Linked DNA regions of Homo sapiens: region 2 is linked to region 1. The links are chromatin contacts, found by Hi-C in ENCODE. All regions are on one chromosome and are shown on one strand. The core of a region is the stretch at or near the end of the contact, and the rest is flanking DNA. Distances in the headings are between cores, read along the strand shown. Region 1 holds the start of EOLA2-DT (EOLA2 divergent transcript). Region 2 holds the start of BCAP31 (B cell receptor associated protein 31).

Region 1 (7,582 bases), core at 5,083-7,582:
TCCTCCTCCTCCTCTGCTCCTCCTCTCGTCCTCTCCTCCTTTCCTCCCTCCTCCTATTTCTCTCCTTCTCCCTTCCTCCCCGTCCTCCCCCCCTCCTCTCCTTCTCCTCTTTTCTTTCACTCCTCCTCCTTTTCTCCTCCTCTTCTCCTCCTGTTCTTTTCTCTTCCTCCTCCCCCCTCATCCCTCTCCTCTCCTTTTCTCCTCCTCTTTCTCATCCCCTCCTGTCCTCCACCTCCTCTCCTCCACATCTGCCTCTCCTTCCCCTTCTGTCCTTCTCCTCTCCTCCTACTCCCCCCTCCTCCTCCTTACTTGCTCTTCTAGTCCTCTTCCTCTTCTTCCTCCTTTGTTACTCCTCCTCCTCTTCTCCGTCTCCTCTCCTCTTTCTTCTCTTTTCTGTGTCCTCCTCTCCTCCTTCACCTCTTCTCCTTGGTCTCATCTCCTCCTCCTCTCCTTCTCCTCCTCCTTCCCTCCTTGAACCCGCTCCCTCTCTTCCCCCTCCTTCTCCTCTTTTCTTCTCTCCTCCTCCCCTCCAGCTCCTATTCCTCCACTTTACCTCTCTCCTCCTCCTACATCGCACATCCGCACGACCCTGTGAGAGTCAGGGCAGAAAAGGAAAGCTAAAAGGCGGACAAATGAGTGCAAGAGAGCAAAAAAGGGAACCCTCCCTAATCTAATGGGCAGGGCACTGGACGCATGCGAGCACCTCCTCCTTGGGGGAGAGGTCACAGCCTTCAGATGGAGGGGCAGTGGGACACTCCATGATCTCTGGGGTTACTTACAATTTGGAGTGCTTAGGTGAATACTGAGTCCAAAACAGCCCTGCAAAGACACAGAAGAACAAGCCCCTGTGCGGACGAGGTCTCTGAAATACAAAAAGCCAACATGGGGTTAGAGGCAGAATTCAGAAAGAGCTCCTACAACTCCATACCAACAAGGCAAATGACTCAATAGAAAAATGGGCAAGCCAGGCACGGTGGCTTACGCCTGTAACCCCAGCACTTTGGGAGGCCGAGGCGGGTGGATCACCTGAGGTCGAAGTTCGAGACCAGTCCAACCAACAAGGAGAAACCCCATCTCTACTAAAAATACAAACTTAGCCAGGCATGGTGGCGCATACCTGTAATCCCAGCACTCAGGAGGCTGAGGAAGGAGAATCGCTTGAGCCCAGAAGGCAGAGGTAGTGGTGAGCCGAGATTGCACCAGCCTGGGCAACAAGAGCAAAACTCCGTCTAAAAAAAAATGAAAAAGAAAGAAAGAAAAAGAAAAATGGGCAAAAGCCATTTCCTAGACGAGGAAAGCAGGCTGACCAAAAAGCATCTGAAGGGAAACCATGAATCAGGGTCAAAGCGGTCCCAGACTGGCCGTGCCCCGGAACACTAGGCAGGATCAAACGTGAACCATCTCCAGAGAAGGGCAACTTCCTCCTGGGCCTCAGAGTCAAAAAAGCACAGCGAGGAGAGGTGGCTGCACTCTGGAAAGTGTCAGTGGGGAGGCAAAGGAAGAGGAAGGCGGTGACAGGCTCAGAAAACAGGAGGAGTTGCACGGAAATTAGGCTGAGCAAAAAGAATGCTTCTCTAGGGGAGCATGTGGGCAGAAGAGAAGGACTGCACAGCCGGGGATGCTGAGCACAGAGAGGCAAGGTGATGGCAAATTCGCAAGGGACAGCTCTAGCCAGGGAGGTTAGCCTGCCATGGAGGGAGAGGACAGAGCAGGAGAGGGCAGGGTTGGGGGCAGGGGGTGGGGGGGCAGGGTAGGGTAGGGAAGGGAAGCGGGGAGAGGGAAGGGGAGGGGAGGGGAAGGGATGGGAGGGGAAGGAAGGGGAGGTGAGGCTCAGAAGGCCACCAGGATGGACCGGGAGCTCTGCAGGGGGCTCCCTGGTGATGAGGAAGGAAGGAAGACCTGAGCGGGGGCTGTGGTTTCAGGAAGGAGGCAGTATCCTGGGGGAGGCAGGCAGAGGGTACAGTCAGCTGCAAAGCAGGATCTTTGGAAAAGGCAAGGACTTCCTAAAAGAGATATGATGTGTGGCACGATAGGCATGCAAGCAAGGCCTGAAGAAGCAAGCAGAACTTGAGGAGACACACCGCTGGCCCCAGGAGTGGGGGTCAGTTCAGTGTGTGCTACTGGGGTGCAGTCAGGCACAGTGGTTTCAAGGGAGCACAGCAAGGAACCCAAGAAGGCCCCGCATGTCTGCAGTTGGCTGACTATTGCCCGGGACTCCAGAGCATCCATGGAGGGCCCCACAGGGGAAGGCAGGAGCAGGACGGGTCTAGGGAGGTGAAGGCCGACCTGACCTGCTAAGAGACGAGAAGAGAGGGAGGGGAAAGTCTTGTTCCTGCCAGGACATTGTTAATGAGAGGAGTGAGAAGGCAGCAGGTGAAGAGAGTGTGGCATGGAAGGCAGAAATCAGAGCGTTTTTGGGTTTCGTGCTGACCTGCTATTGGGAATGAAAATCAAGACTCAGGTGCATTCTGGTCCCTTTCTCAGGGTTAGCCGAACACCACCCGCATCCCTGCCTGGCCTGTTGATGCCATTCTTCCTAGGCCCACTCACCGCTGCAGCTGCTTTACTTGCACTTCCTCTCGTCATCCGACCACAGATCAGACCTCTGCTGCTCGCTGCCGCCCAGGGAGAGTGTGCACCTACGTGCACATTGCACCCCACTGCCCAGCACACCCAGGAGTGAGAGTGAGGAGCAGCTGAGAGAGTTGGAAAAGGGAGCCCTTATGTGGCCACCAAGGGCTTCCCTGCTAGCAGCCACACGGTGGCTATCCAGCTCATTATGCGAGTTCTAGTTCTTCAAACAAGAGGCCACGGGAGGAGCAACGGCCACCCACCATCCCGGGGATCCTCATTCATGATCTGAAACCACTCTAAGCAGATTCTGGGGTGTTCGGCAGAAGCTGGCAACCATTCTTGTGGGGAAGGAACCCAGGAGGGGATGCTAGCATACATAGGACTTGGAACTGGTGATCTGAAGGTCCCCTGCAGCCCTACGGCCTACATCCCATAAAGAGGGACCCTCTCCTCCTCACCTCATCTCCAGCATTTCTGCTTCCTCAAGCTTCTCCAGGGAGAAGTAGGCGCATCTCACTAGAAAAAACAAGAAAGCTGCCCTTTGCTCATTCAACACTTACTAAGCAGATACTGTGCCCTGGGCACCCAGTTTCAGAAATGAGTAAAACACCGGCCTTGCCTTCAAGGAACTCAAGAGACCCTGCGGCAGCCACAGTCTTACAGAGCAATTACCACCCTGGGTTGCAAGAGCCTAACGTAGGGTGGGGACAGGGGAGGTACAAAATGCTATCAGAGCTGGAGACGAAAGTCTCTAATACTCGGAGTGGGGCTGTGAAGGTGACTTTAAAGTTGTGCCTTGAAGGAGGCCAGGAGCGCACCAGGACAAGGCCATGGGAACCGCCGGTGCAAAGCAGGGAGACCTGGAACAGCAGGCTGGTGGGGACCAGTGACTGAACAGCACAGCGTGAACCCAAAGAGTGTTTGGCTTAAGGGTGGGGAGAGCTGAGCCGACTCCCTGAACTGCTAGGACTTAAACCTGAGAAGGCCCAGCAGCGTTTTCACTAGAGGATTGCTGGGGACAGATTTGTGACTTAGAAACTGAGCCGATGGAATGTGGACGACAGACCTGAGGGAAGAAAGACAGAGGACTCCAGGTTGCTCAGGAGGCTCATGGAACAGTGCAGGCTCCAGACCACGAGGCCTGAATTCTGGAAGTAGCAGCGGGGATGCAGGACGAGGAGCCGTTTTGTCTCATCAGGCACTCCAGAGGCAGGGACCCAGAACTTGGTTATGAAGTCAATGCGGGAGACTAGATAAGGGGAGGGACAGAGGAGTAAAGCATGGCAGCACTACAGAACCTGAGCCCGTGACTGAGAGAAGAGAGTTTGAAAAGCAAGTTTGCCAGGGAAGTTGGGCTGTGTGCTGGGCGACTTAGGCCGGAGGAGGCAAGACATTAAGAGTGGGGATGTTTCTCATTACCTGCAAAAGAGGCGTTAAAAAAACGGTCCCTCTGGACCCCACTGGCAGGCACTGACGGAGCGGCCAGGACACAGGAGAGCAGGCCTGGGGGGCTCAGCCCTGCAAGACTCAGCCTAGAGCTGCATGGACCCCAGTCAAGTGTTCCCGCCCTTCTTGCTGCTTCTGTGCCCTCTGGGGGAAGACACTGGAGGTGCAGTTAGGTCGCCGCGGGAAAGTTTGGACTCTTGCCTAAGGGTGCATCACAGAAGGGCCTCAGCTCCCTCCCCCAACTCCACCCACAGCTCCACCCCTAGCTTTTCCTCCTGCAAGTCCGTCCCCAACTTCTCCTCTTGCAGCTCCGCCCACAGCTCCACCCCAGCTGTTCTGCCCCCCTGCTCCTCCTCCCTCAGCTCCGCCCCAGCTGTTCCTCCCACAGTTCCGCCCCCCAGCTCCTCCTCCCGCAGCTCCGCCCCAGCTATTCCGACGCCAGCCCCTGCTCCACCCGGCACTTAACCATTTCCGCCCACAGCTCTTTCCCACAACTACGCCCTCCTCTTGCAGGCGGCTCCTCCAGAAGCTCTGACCCAGTCCCCGCTGCAGCCACAGCCCCAGCTTCTTACCCCCAGCTCCTCCTCCCACAGCTCTTTCCCACTGCCCCGCCCTGCTACCCCTTCATCACCGCTCCCAGCTCCGCCTCCTCTAGCCCCGTCTCGCTTCTCCTACCCCTCTGCCCACCCCAACAACCTTTCAGCTCTTTCCTCCAGCTCTGCACTAGCTCCTCCCCCGCAATTCTCACCCGCCAGCCTTGGTGCAGCTTGGCTCCTCCTTCTCCAGCTCTTTCCCGCAGCCCCGCCCCATCTGCTCCCACAGCGCTTTGCCACAGCCTCGCCCTGCTCCTCCTCCAGGAACGCCCGGCTTTCCCTCAGCTCCACCCTGCAGCTGAGCTGTGCACCAGGCCCTCCCACAGAGCTTTCTCGTGATTCCACCCTACACCTCCCCAAGCCGCCGCTCCCCTAAGCTGGTTCTCAGGAGTCCGCGGAGTCCTCCCGCAGCTGTTCCTCGCTCAATTGCCCACTGCCCCGGCCTGCTCCTCACACCACTGATGGCAAAGCCCCGACCCCAGACCCTCCCCAGTGGTTTCTCTCGGCCCGGCCCTACCCCGCCCCTCCAACGCCTGCTTCCAAGGCCCCGCCCCCAGCCCATCCTCAGCGGTTTCTCTCAGCTCCGCCCCGCCCCAGCCCCACCCGGCTCCTCCTGCGGCTGGTTAAAAGGCCCCGCCCCCAGCCGCTCCCCAATGGCTTCGCTCAGACCCGCCCTGCCCCGAACCCCCCCCTGCTTCTCCCGCGGCTGCCTCCGAAGCCCCGCCCCGCGCCGAGCCCCGCCTCTCCCCATCTCCTCCCTGTTTCTCCCGCGGGTGCTTCCAAAGCCCCGCCCCCAGCACCCCCCTCAGCGGTCTCTCTCAGCCCGATCCAACCCTTTTCTGAGCCCCGCCCTGTTTCTCCTGTGGCTGCGTGCAAACCCCACCCCCCAGCCCCACCCCAGAGGTTCCCCTCGGCCCTGCCCCGCCCCCCCAGCCCCGCTTCTCCAAAGGCTGTTTTCAAAGCCCCGCCCCCGAGCCCCTCCCCGGCGGTTCCCTCAGCCCCGCCCCACCCCTCCCCGAGCCCCAGCCCCCCCCGAACCCCGCCCCGCCCCACTCCTCCCCCAGCCCTGCCCTGCTTCTCCAGCACCAGCTTCCAAAGCCCCGCCCCCAACCCCTCCCCACTGGTTTCTTTCAGCCCCACCTTCCTCCTCTCACCAGCCCCCTCCCTCCCCGCGCTGGTTCTCAGGAGTCCGCGAGCTCCTCCTGCAGCCTCTCCTCGCCCAGATCGCCCATAGCCCCGCCCCCAATGGTTTCTCTCAGCCCCGCCCCACCCCCTCGAGTCCCCGCCCCATCCCAAGTCCCCGCCCCATCCCCTCAAGTCCCCGCCCCACTCTCAACCCCGCCCCAGCGGTTTCCTCACTCCCGCCCTTCCCCTCCCCCAGCTCCGCCCTCCTCCTCTCAGCCCCGCCCCCATCCCCTCCCCATTGGTTTCTCCCAGTTCCTTCCTGCTGGTCTCGCAGCTCTGGGCTTAAAAATCCTGCCTGGTGGTCTCGTCCCGCCCCTCCTCTTCCTCCCTCCGGTTCCTTTTCCTCCTTCCGGTTCTTGGTCTAGGCTGCCTGTCTCGAGCTCCCCGGCCTTGTCCTGGTTGGCTGGCGCGGGACAGGATCCGGTAAACTGAACAGCGTCTCCTTGTGGCAAGTGCGTGCGTACGTGCGTGGCGACGTCACTGCGTGGCTTCGTGAATACGTGGCTTCCTAGCGATTTGGCGGTGTATAGGCGTGGCTGAATACGGGCCTCCTGCGTACGTGCGTGGTGTACGTACGTGCGTGATTACGCGCACACGTACGTTCCTCATGAAAGGGACGACGGGAGCTGCATGAAAGCCGAAGTTATGGACCGCTAGCATCTGTCACTGGCCACCGGTTTCCGGGAGTAAGCGGCAGCTACCTTACAGCCCTGACACGAGCCGGGTGCTCTCTCTTCTCACCGCGGCCCACGTCTCCTCGCTGGCTCCGGTGGCCTCGCTGGGTCGCGAGGAGGCGGAGGACTGTACTCTGAGGCCAAAAGCCAGAGTCGGCCCTGAACGCCCACGACTCTCAGGGTCCAGAGGCCGTGAGACCGGCCGCGGCTGAAAGGTACCAGGGCCCCTGATGCCGGAGCCCGTGTGCTCGGCCCTCTTGCAGACGGTACTTGCGGGCTGGGGTTTCTTTCCCCTGGGTTTCGGGCAGAGAACCCGTGCGGGGCGCGCCCGAAGCGCCCTTTGGTGTCCCTTGCTCTCCCCATGGTCTCGGCCCCCCTCCTTCTAAGCGCGTGTACCCGCGACCTGCGTCTGCAAGTGCTGCTCCACACACAGCGGCCCCATCTCGGCCCGGTCTTCCCTGCCTCCCGCTTGGCCCCTGTGCTGTAAGCTCGCCTGGACCCCAGGCCGGGCGGTGCATAGCTCTGTGGCCTGTGGCCCCGTGCTCAGCATGACCTAACCAGAATTAAGCAGTGGACAATGGGATTTAGGCCCCCCAAACCCTCGTCCGATGACAATGGGAGGGGAAGTGTGATTTTTCTCCCCTCGGATGGAGCGTGCTCAGCTGTAGGAATGTGACTCAACTTGCTGAAATGATTTTCTGCTCTGCGGACTGGTGCACCCTGTGACCCAGACAGATGTGGAGGGTCCCACCGCTCTGATTAGCAGAACCAAACCGTGAGTGAGGTGCACATGTGTTACTCTTAGGACCGGCCCTCCCAGCTCTTGGTTTCCAATGCCTGCTGAGTAGAAGACCTTCCTAGGGCCATTAACCAGCTTTGCTGACTTGCATTTAATGACCTTTCCTCTTTATCTTCCTTGTTGTGCAGGTAAAGAAACCAAGTGGAAGAGTGTTTCCTCCTCTGGCCGTAAAGCAGGTACTCTCTGCAGCACCAGGTAGGAGGGGACTCAACCCCCTTCTTGCCTTTTCAGTTACATCAGTTCCTACTAGGGATTCCACACACACACAGTTGTTGTGATTTTGTGGTGATGACGAGAAAAGGGTTGGCTAA
Region 2 (7,582 bases), core at 1-2,500, 3.8 Mb before region 1:
GGACGATGCAGCGGGCCAGCCTTCCGTCCAGGCGGGCCACATACACCGACAGGAAGGTGCGGCTCACCAAGGCGGCCGAGTGCAGGGCCAGCAGCCCCGTCTCCCGGCACAGGACCCGGGGGAACAGCAGCCGCAGGAGCCACAGGAGCCGCTGCAGGAATACCCGGTTCATGCCAGCTTTGGCCGCCGCGACCCCGGAGGCCTCCTGCGTGGGCTCCCCGGCGGGCGCCTGAAGACCCCTGGCCGGGGCCAGGCACTGGCGCACCAAGGGGTAGACTTTGTGGGCTCCATAGGCCGCGAGGGCCAGGAGCACGGCCGTGCGCTTCAGCGTGTTCCCCCGCCAGGGCCGGGGCCTGGAGAGCACCGGCATGTCACCTGGGCTGGCTGCCGCGTAGGGACTGGGGCTGGTGCCTGGGGCAGCAGTTGAGGCAGGTGGCTGGAAGGATTGTTGCTCTGACCCTGGGCCTGTTGTCTAGGCAACTGGAAACCTTGCGATGGCCCCTGAGACTGTCGCTTTAGGCCCCCGGGGTGGTGCTGGGGCCCCTGGTGCGGTGGGCTCAGGGCCCTCCAGGGTCGCGGCCTCTTCGGGCAGCCCAAGTGGAGGAACTTGGCTCTCCTGTCCTGTCAGTGCCCTGGCCCCTGAGGTCAGGGCCTTGAGAGGTCTCGGGCAGAGGGGGCGTCTCTTCCTCTCCACCTTCTCCTCCTCCTCCTCCCCCGGTGGCGCCCCTCCCCGGGGCACCAGGCGCGTCCGTCCGCTCCGCAGCCTGGCTGAAGCGACAGTGACTCCTCCACCGGCCCAGAATCCCCACCCACTCTTCCCCAGGGGCGAGTCGGGGGAAGGGGAGGAGGCGGAGGAGGGGCGAGGGGCGGAGTCCGGGCGCGGGAGCCCCACCCTGTTCTCGCCCCTCGGCGGGGCCCGCCCACACCCCCACCTCCCGTTCTCGCCCCTCGGCGGGGCCCCTCCCGCACCACAGAGACGTGGGACGGCCGCGCGGACTAGAGAAGCGGCCCTCGCCGGCCCGACAAAGCCCCGCCCCGCCCCGCCCGCGTGCTCGCTCCACCCCGCCCTGCTCGCCCGGAGCCCGAGGCGCCTCTTCCTCTCCCGCTCGGAGCGCCGGCCCTCCGCTCCGGGGCGGGGTGGGAAGCGGAGGTGGGCGGAGCCTCCGGGGCCTCGCGAGGGCTGGTGGGCGGTGCCCGGCGGGCGCTTCCGGTTTCCGGCCGCGGTATGAGGGGCGGGGCCGGGGCTGCTGTGGGAGAGTTCTGTTGCTGCGGCGGGGCCTGCACGTTGACTGTGGGAAACTCGGTGAGCGGGCTCCGCGCGCCGGGCTGGGCTCCGGGACCGCGGAGGCTCCCCGGCCCATCGACGAGGGAGAGAGGCGAGCGGCGCGGGGAGGCCCGGGGGCCGGGGAATCTCGGGGCCCGCAGCCTACCTGCGTGTGAGAGGCAGGGGCGAGGGGAAACCGGGCGGCGCCTCTAGAAGCTGGTCTCGGGGGCGGGGCGGGGGGCGGTGAAGCCCCACCTGGAGGAGCGGCCGGGATGGGCCTCCGGGACGGTGTGCCAGGCCGGGGCCAAGTCGGAGGCCCCTCGCTCTGGGTGGGCGCTGGGGCCCGCGAGGGCTACTGTAAGGACCCCTGGCTTCTGAGGATACTGCGTCTAGAACTTTCTCCGTATGGGGCCTTGAGGTGCTTGGTCGAGACCTGCCTTTGCGCTTGGTCCCGAATCCTGCCCTCTAGGAGTCGCTCTTGCGGGCCTCCAGCCCACCGGAGGCGAAGCGGCCCCGGGCGGAAGGCCGCTGGATCCTCGAGGGAGGTGCCGGTTTCTCTCCGCGGGCGCCGTGGGGACGGTGGGAGGCGGGGGCGTCGGCAGCGCTTGGACTAGGTGCGGCCTTGGGCCTGCCTGGTAGCGGGGATTTGGGCCCGCAGAGCGCCCGCCTCTGCGGCTGAGTTCTGCCTGGCGGGGAAGGGAGCGCCCGATGGGTGCCGAGGCGTCCTCCTCTTGGTGCCCTGGCACTGCTCTTCCCGAAGAACGCCTTTCAGTTAAACGGGCGTCGGAAATCTCGGGCTTCCTGGGGCAGGGATCGTCGGGAGAGGCCGCTCTGGACGTGTTGACACACGTGCTGGAGGGGGCAGGTAATTGACCAGCGAACGGAAGTTTGTGGGGCCTGTGAACGCTGCTGGCCAAGAGGCCCTGCCGAGTGGAGCCCTGCTTCCGCCAGCGCATCAGAGACTTTGAAGCAAAGTGCAGGGGGTCAGGGTGGAGAGTGGCGGCCCCAGCCTCGCAGGGTAACTGAACTGGATGTTCTTGGCTGCCCAGCGCTTACAAGTCCCGTACCTTTTGTGCCCTGCCAGGAAACAAGCTCACATCTTCCTGTGGGAAACCTTCTAGCAACAGGATGAGTCTGCAGTGGACTGCAGTTGCCACCTTCCTCTATGCGGAGGTCTTTGTTGTGTTGCTTCTCTGCATTCCCTTCATTTCTCCTAAAAGGTATGGCCTATGGAGCAAGCAGGCGAGTTAGGCAGGAGGGTGCCTGTGCCCTAGCCCTGGGACTGGTGTGTGCAGCTGGTGGACCCTGGAATTGGGACCCGATGGAACAGGTAGAACCTGTCTGGGGTGGGGGTGGCAGGGGTTGTGTTTGTTATTGCCAACCCTTCCCAGGGTTCTGCTTCGTCATGACTTGCTCAGTTCCTTTTCCTGTGTCCCCTGCCTTCTGGTCTTCAGAATGCCCCCGAGAGGCAGGAAGATCTATGTTACAGTTCTGGAAATGATGCCCTCCCACCCACTCTTGGTCCACGGGGTGCTGGGATGGTAGCGTGGGATTCGGAAGACTTGCACCACTGGGTCACGTTGTTGCTGATTTGGTGACTCTTGTCCTCCTAACTAGTCTCACTGGTATTGCGCAGTGGCTGCATGAACATTACTCAGCCTGTGGAGGATGAAGCCATATTCCCTTTTAATGAACAGAGGACCTGTTAAAAGTGAATTGGAGATTAATTTTAATTATGTATAATACCTGAACACATCCCTATTTAAATTACGATATTACAAATAAGGCCAAATCTCCACAGGTATTTTTAAAAGCCGTTTTTTCGTGAAAAATTATCTTTGATGTGATACCATAGAAAGTATGCAGTGCTGTCTGAGGAGGATTCTTGTAGAAAACCACACCTTCGTACAGTTGACAAGACGTGCAGAGATAGAGGGCCCCGGGGAGCTTTAATCTGGGAAGCTTTAGAGGACAGACAATCTGATTTCTACACAAAGGAAACTGGAAAAGCAAATGAAAGAGGGAGAGGGAAGGGGGAGCTTCCAGAATAAGCTGGATTTAAGACGTTTATCTACCGAATGCCAAATCGGTACCTTGTTGGGTCCGGATTCAAACAAATATCATTGCCTTCAGTGATTGGCATATTCAACTCTAGCCCTGATGATGAGGGCTTCTTGTTGATTTGAACAATATGTAAACACTTCTGAAGTCTCTTCTTAGAGCTGCATCCCAAAGCATTTGTGGATGGAAATGATGTGAGGTCTGGGGTCCATCTCATCATAACAGGGTCGGGGGATATAGACAAACCAAGGTTTATCATGTGGAAAGACAGTTTAAAGAAATAACGTGTATGGGGCAAACATTTGAATATTACAAAGGGGAGTACAATGAAAAGTAAGTTTCCCTTTTCAGAGACTACCAGTATGTTTTCTTTTTGTTGTTGTGGTTTTTTTGTTTGTTTTTGTTTTTATTTTGAGACAGAGTCTTGCTCTGTCACCCAGGCTGGAGTGCAGTGGTGTGGTGCTCGGCTGACAGCAGCCTCCACCTCCCGGGTTCAAGCAATTCTCCTGCCTCAGCCTCACGAGTAGCTGGGACTACAGGTGCCTGCCAACATGCCCAGCTAATTTTTTTTTATATATATATTTTTAGTAGAGATGGGAGTTCACCATGTTGGCCAGGCCGGTCTTGAACTTCTGACCTCAGGTGATCTGCCCATCTCAGCCTCCCAAAGTGCTGGGTTTACAGACGTGAGCCAGTGCGCCCAGCCAACTGCCCACGTTTAAGATTAGTTTTCCAGGCTGGGCGCGGTGGCTTACACCTCTGCACTCCAGCCTGGGCAACAGAGCAAGACTCTGTCTCAAAAAAAAAAAAAAAAGATTAGTTTTCCAGACATTTTGATCTATACGTGGACCAGCATCTTTTTTTTTTTTTTTTTTTGAGACAAGGTCTCGCTCTGTCACCCAGGCTGGAGTGCAGTGGCGCGATCTCGGCTCACTGCAACTTCCGCCTCCCAGGTTCAAGTGATTCTCCTGCCTCACCCTCCTGAGTAGCTGGGATTACAGGTGCCCACCACCACGCCTGGCTAATTTTCGTACTTTTAGTAGAGACAGGGTTTCGCCATGTTGGCCAGTTTGGTCTTGCACTCCTGACCTCAAGTGATCCACCCACCTTGGTCTCCCAAAGTGCTGAGATTACAGGTGTGAGCCATTGCACCTGGCCTTTTTTCCAATAGTCTTGAATGGATGTCAAATTAGAGAATTGCAAGCCACTGAGGCTGACTTTGCATGGGCTATTCGGCCATTGGAGAAGAGTACAAAGCTGGATTTCCATTTTGCTCAGGGCCCTAGAGCTCGTGTGTGTGCTTTCTCTTCAACTCCTGTCCTTTTTGTCTTCTTCACAGATGGCAGAAGATTTTCAAGTCCCGGCTGGTGGAGTTGTTAGTGTCCTATGGCAACACCTTCTTTGTGGTTCTCATTGTCATCCTTGTGCTGTTGGTCATCGGTGAGTGAGCTATGGCTGAGGGCAGCTACCTGACCTAGACCCTGGTCTCTGCTGCAAAACCCTTTGCCACTTTTGATGTGTAGCATCCAGTTTTGGCTGCTAGGAGACAGACCAATGAAATGCTGTGTCTTTCTCTTGAGGGAGGGAAGAGGCTCCCTTTGCCCATGCTGCTGACCGCTAGTCGGTTCTTCACTTTGAGGCCCCTCTAGGCCGTACATGGTGGCTCATGCCTGTAATCCCAGCACTTTGGGAGGCTGAGGTCGGTGGATCACCTGAGATGAGGAGTTCGAGATCAGCCTGGCCAACGTGGTGAAACCCCATCTCTACGAAAAATACAAAATTAGCTGGGCGTGGTGGCGGGCACCTGTAATCCCAGCTACTTGGGAGACTGAGGCAGGAGAATTGCTTGAACCCACGAGGCAGAGGTTGCAGTGAGCCTAAATCGCACCATTGCACTCCAGCCTGGGCAACAAGAGGGAGACTCCATCTCAAAAAAAAAAAAAAGAGGCCCCTCTAGCAGTGGGCGTGGGCTTATACCAAGCAGTTTGTATGCAGCTTATGACGGCCACCTTACATTGCTTTTTTTCAAGACCTTGGAAGGAGGGACGCCTAAGGTTTCTGAGGCTGCTCCTCAGGTCACTCTAGAACTGAAGCCAAGAGAAGCTAACTGGCCTGTGACCTTGGTCTGAGTAGTGCTGCTCACCAGTCACTTAAACAGCAGAATTGCCTGGAGCAGGGCCTCTAATGGGGGACTGAGCAACCAAGCACACAGTGAAGTCCTGCCATTCCCTGTAGTAGTAGGAGGAGAACACAGAGATGTGTGGCAGCATATCTTGGGGAGAGATCCTAGACCTCTCTGCATCTGGGCTAGACTTGAGGTTTTCCCAGGTCGTTCCAGCTCTGTAGTTCTGTAAACTCTGACATTGAGGTGTACACTAGCAGGTGCTTGAAAGATAAACTGGTCCAAGGGCAAGCAGGCTCTGGGATAAGGCCAGGCCAGGTGGTGGTAAGATGAAAGGCAGACATTTTGCAATGAGGTGGTAGGGTGACCATCTGGAGACAAGAATCAATAAAGCTCTTGTCTGACTGGTAGATGTTTGTTGTTTTGCTGTGGTAAGTGATCGATATGTCCCCCTGTTTGGGCTCCAAAGTATTGGCTTGGCTCTGCTGTGGACACCACTCTTGTCTCAGAGCTGTGGTGCCTGCCTAGGCGTGGAACACTCCTCCCACCGAGTCCCAGCAGAAACACTGAGCGGGTGGGGGGCTGTGGTTCAGGGGAATGTGCAAAGCCTCACCCACCAGCTTCAGCATTAGGCATTTCTCCTTCCTGATGTCTCAGAGCCTGATAGGATATGTTCAGGCTGGACTGCCTCTGAACAGGCCAAGTGTTACCTGACAGCTTCCAACCACATAGGGTAGGTGCCAGCTGCCTGAGCACCTCAGTGTTCTTGAAATACTTGGCAAGGCCCCAAGAGGTAGTAGCTCTTTCTAACCAGGGTTCTCGCCCTGAGCAGCCTCCAAGCCAGGAGTAGGTAGGTAATATATGTGTCATCCCCAGGCCACTGAGTTTTTGAACTGAGCATGTGTGTTTTGGCTTTTGGGTCTGGGGTGGGGGTAATAACTGGGGAGGGGAGGGACCATGCTGAGGATGATTCCCTCAGGGTCTTGCCCCTTCCCCAAACCAGAAGGAGTATGTTTCTTTCCTAGAGCAGCTGAGTGGGCTGGAGAGATCCTTTGCGGAATCCAGTAGTTGACAAAGCCTTCATTCTTTTTTGGGATCGGGGAACTGCTTGGAAGTTCTAGGGGGACATATGGCCATGATGACTGGCTGCTTCCTACTCCCATGTTAAGAAGCATAATCTAGAAAGATCTGCAGAGCCTTCTTCAAACAGAAGTGTTAGTCACAGGTACTAGTGAAGGGTAAGGGGCATAACTAGCTAGAGCTGTGGCCTTGCTTGGGGGTGGGGAGGGTTGAGCAGATCCTCCTGGAGGATGGAGTTGCTGAGGGTGCAGGATCTTCCCACCTGGGCTGAGGCCCGAGACAGGGAGGGCTGGTTTCTACTGTGGGACTTGGGTTAGTATTGCTCAGTCCCCCATCCCCACTATTGGTCATTGGCCAAGGTGGTCCTTAGGATGGTGGGGTTCCTGGATGCAGGTGACAGTGTAAGGAAACATGTTTATCTTGTTTTTCTGATTACAAAAATAATGGGTAATTATTCTTAAAAATTCAAAAGTTGAATTTAGAAAGTTAAACTCCCCATAATCCCATTTCCCACAGGTAACCATCATGAGTATTTTGTTGTGCATTTCCAGAGGGGTTTTGTATGCTGACATCTTTAATAAAATGTCTACAACGGTGGGATCATACACACAAAGTATTTATGTTTCTTTCCACATTCCTGCTGGGACATGGCAGGAGGAGCATTCCACGCCTGAGCTGGTAGCACAGCTCTGAGATAAGACTGCTGTCCATAGCAGAGCCTAGCCAATACTTTGGATTGTGCTTTTTCTACCTGCTGCACGTTAGACATCTTTTTTTTTTTTTTTTTTTTTTGAGATGGAATCTCACTTTGTTGCCCAGACTGCAGTGCAGTGGCGCCATCTTGGCTCACTGCAACCTCCGCCTCCCAGGTTCAAGCGATTTCCCCTGCCTCAGCTTCCGAGTAGCTGCAGGTTACAGGCGCCCGCCACCATGCCCGGCTAATTTTTTGTATTTTTAGTAGAGACGAGGTTTCACCGTGTTGGCCAGGCTGGTCTTGAACTCCTGGCCTCAAGTGATCCGCCCACCTCGGCCTCCCAAAGTGCTGAAATTACAGG

Evidence for each region. Hi-C counts contacts between places; a loop is a spot of excess contacts on that map. Pooled maps may share reads with other maps.
Region 2: a pooled map shows a loop between it and region 1 (35-fold over the local background). The contact joins the promoter of BCAP31 here to the promoter of EOLA2-DT in region 1. A Hi-C loop is called at or near these places in 2 of 37 single-sample maps with no recorded cell type and 8 of 50 pooled maps.

Annotation. Positions count from the first base shown.
Region 1 is chrX:149,937,298-149,944,879 of GRCh38, reverse strand. It overlaps EOLA2-DT (EOLA2 divergent transcript), which reads right to left and starts at 6,332. Exons shown (of 12, transcript NR_027456.1): 1 at 6,094-6,332; 2 at 3,994-4,221; 3 at 3,033-3,090; 4 at 2,551-2,696; 5 at 780-862. It overlaps EOLA2 (endothelium and lymphocyte associated ASCH domain 2), which reads left to right and starts at 6,389. Exons shown (of 5, transcript NM_001013845.2): 1 at 6,389-6,687; 2 at 7,400-7,447. RefSeq lists silencers at 4,384-4,493, 5,144-5,203, 5,484-5,563, 5,674-5,943.
Region 2 is chrX:153,718,055-153,725,636 of GRCh38, reverse strand. BCAP31 (B cell receptor associated protein 31) reads left to right here and starts at 1,250. Exons shown (of 8, transcript NM_001256447.2): 1 at 1,250-1,303; 2 at 2,349-2,484; 3 at 4,665-4,765. The coding sequence starts at 2,393. It overlaps ABCD1 (ATP binding cassette subfamily D member 1), which reads right to left and starts at 781. Exons shown (of 10, transcript NM_000033.4): 1 at 1-781. The coding sequence starts at 370. RefSeq lists an enhancer at 1-161 and silencers at 622-1,581, 1,792-1,971.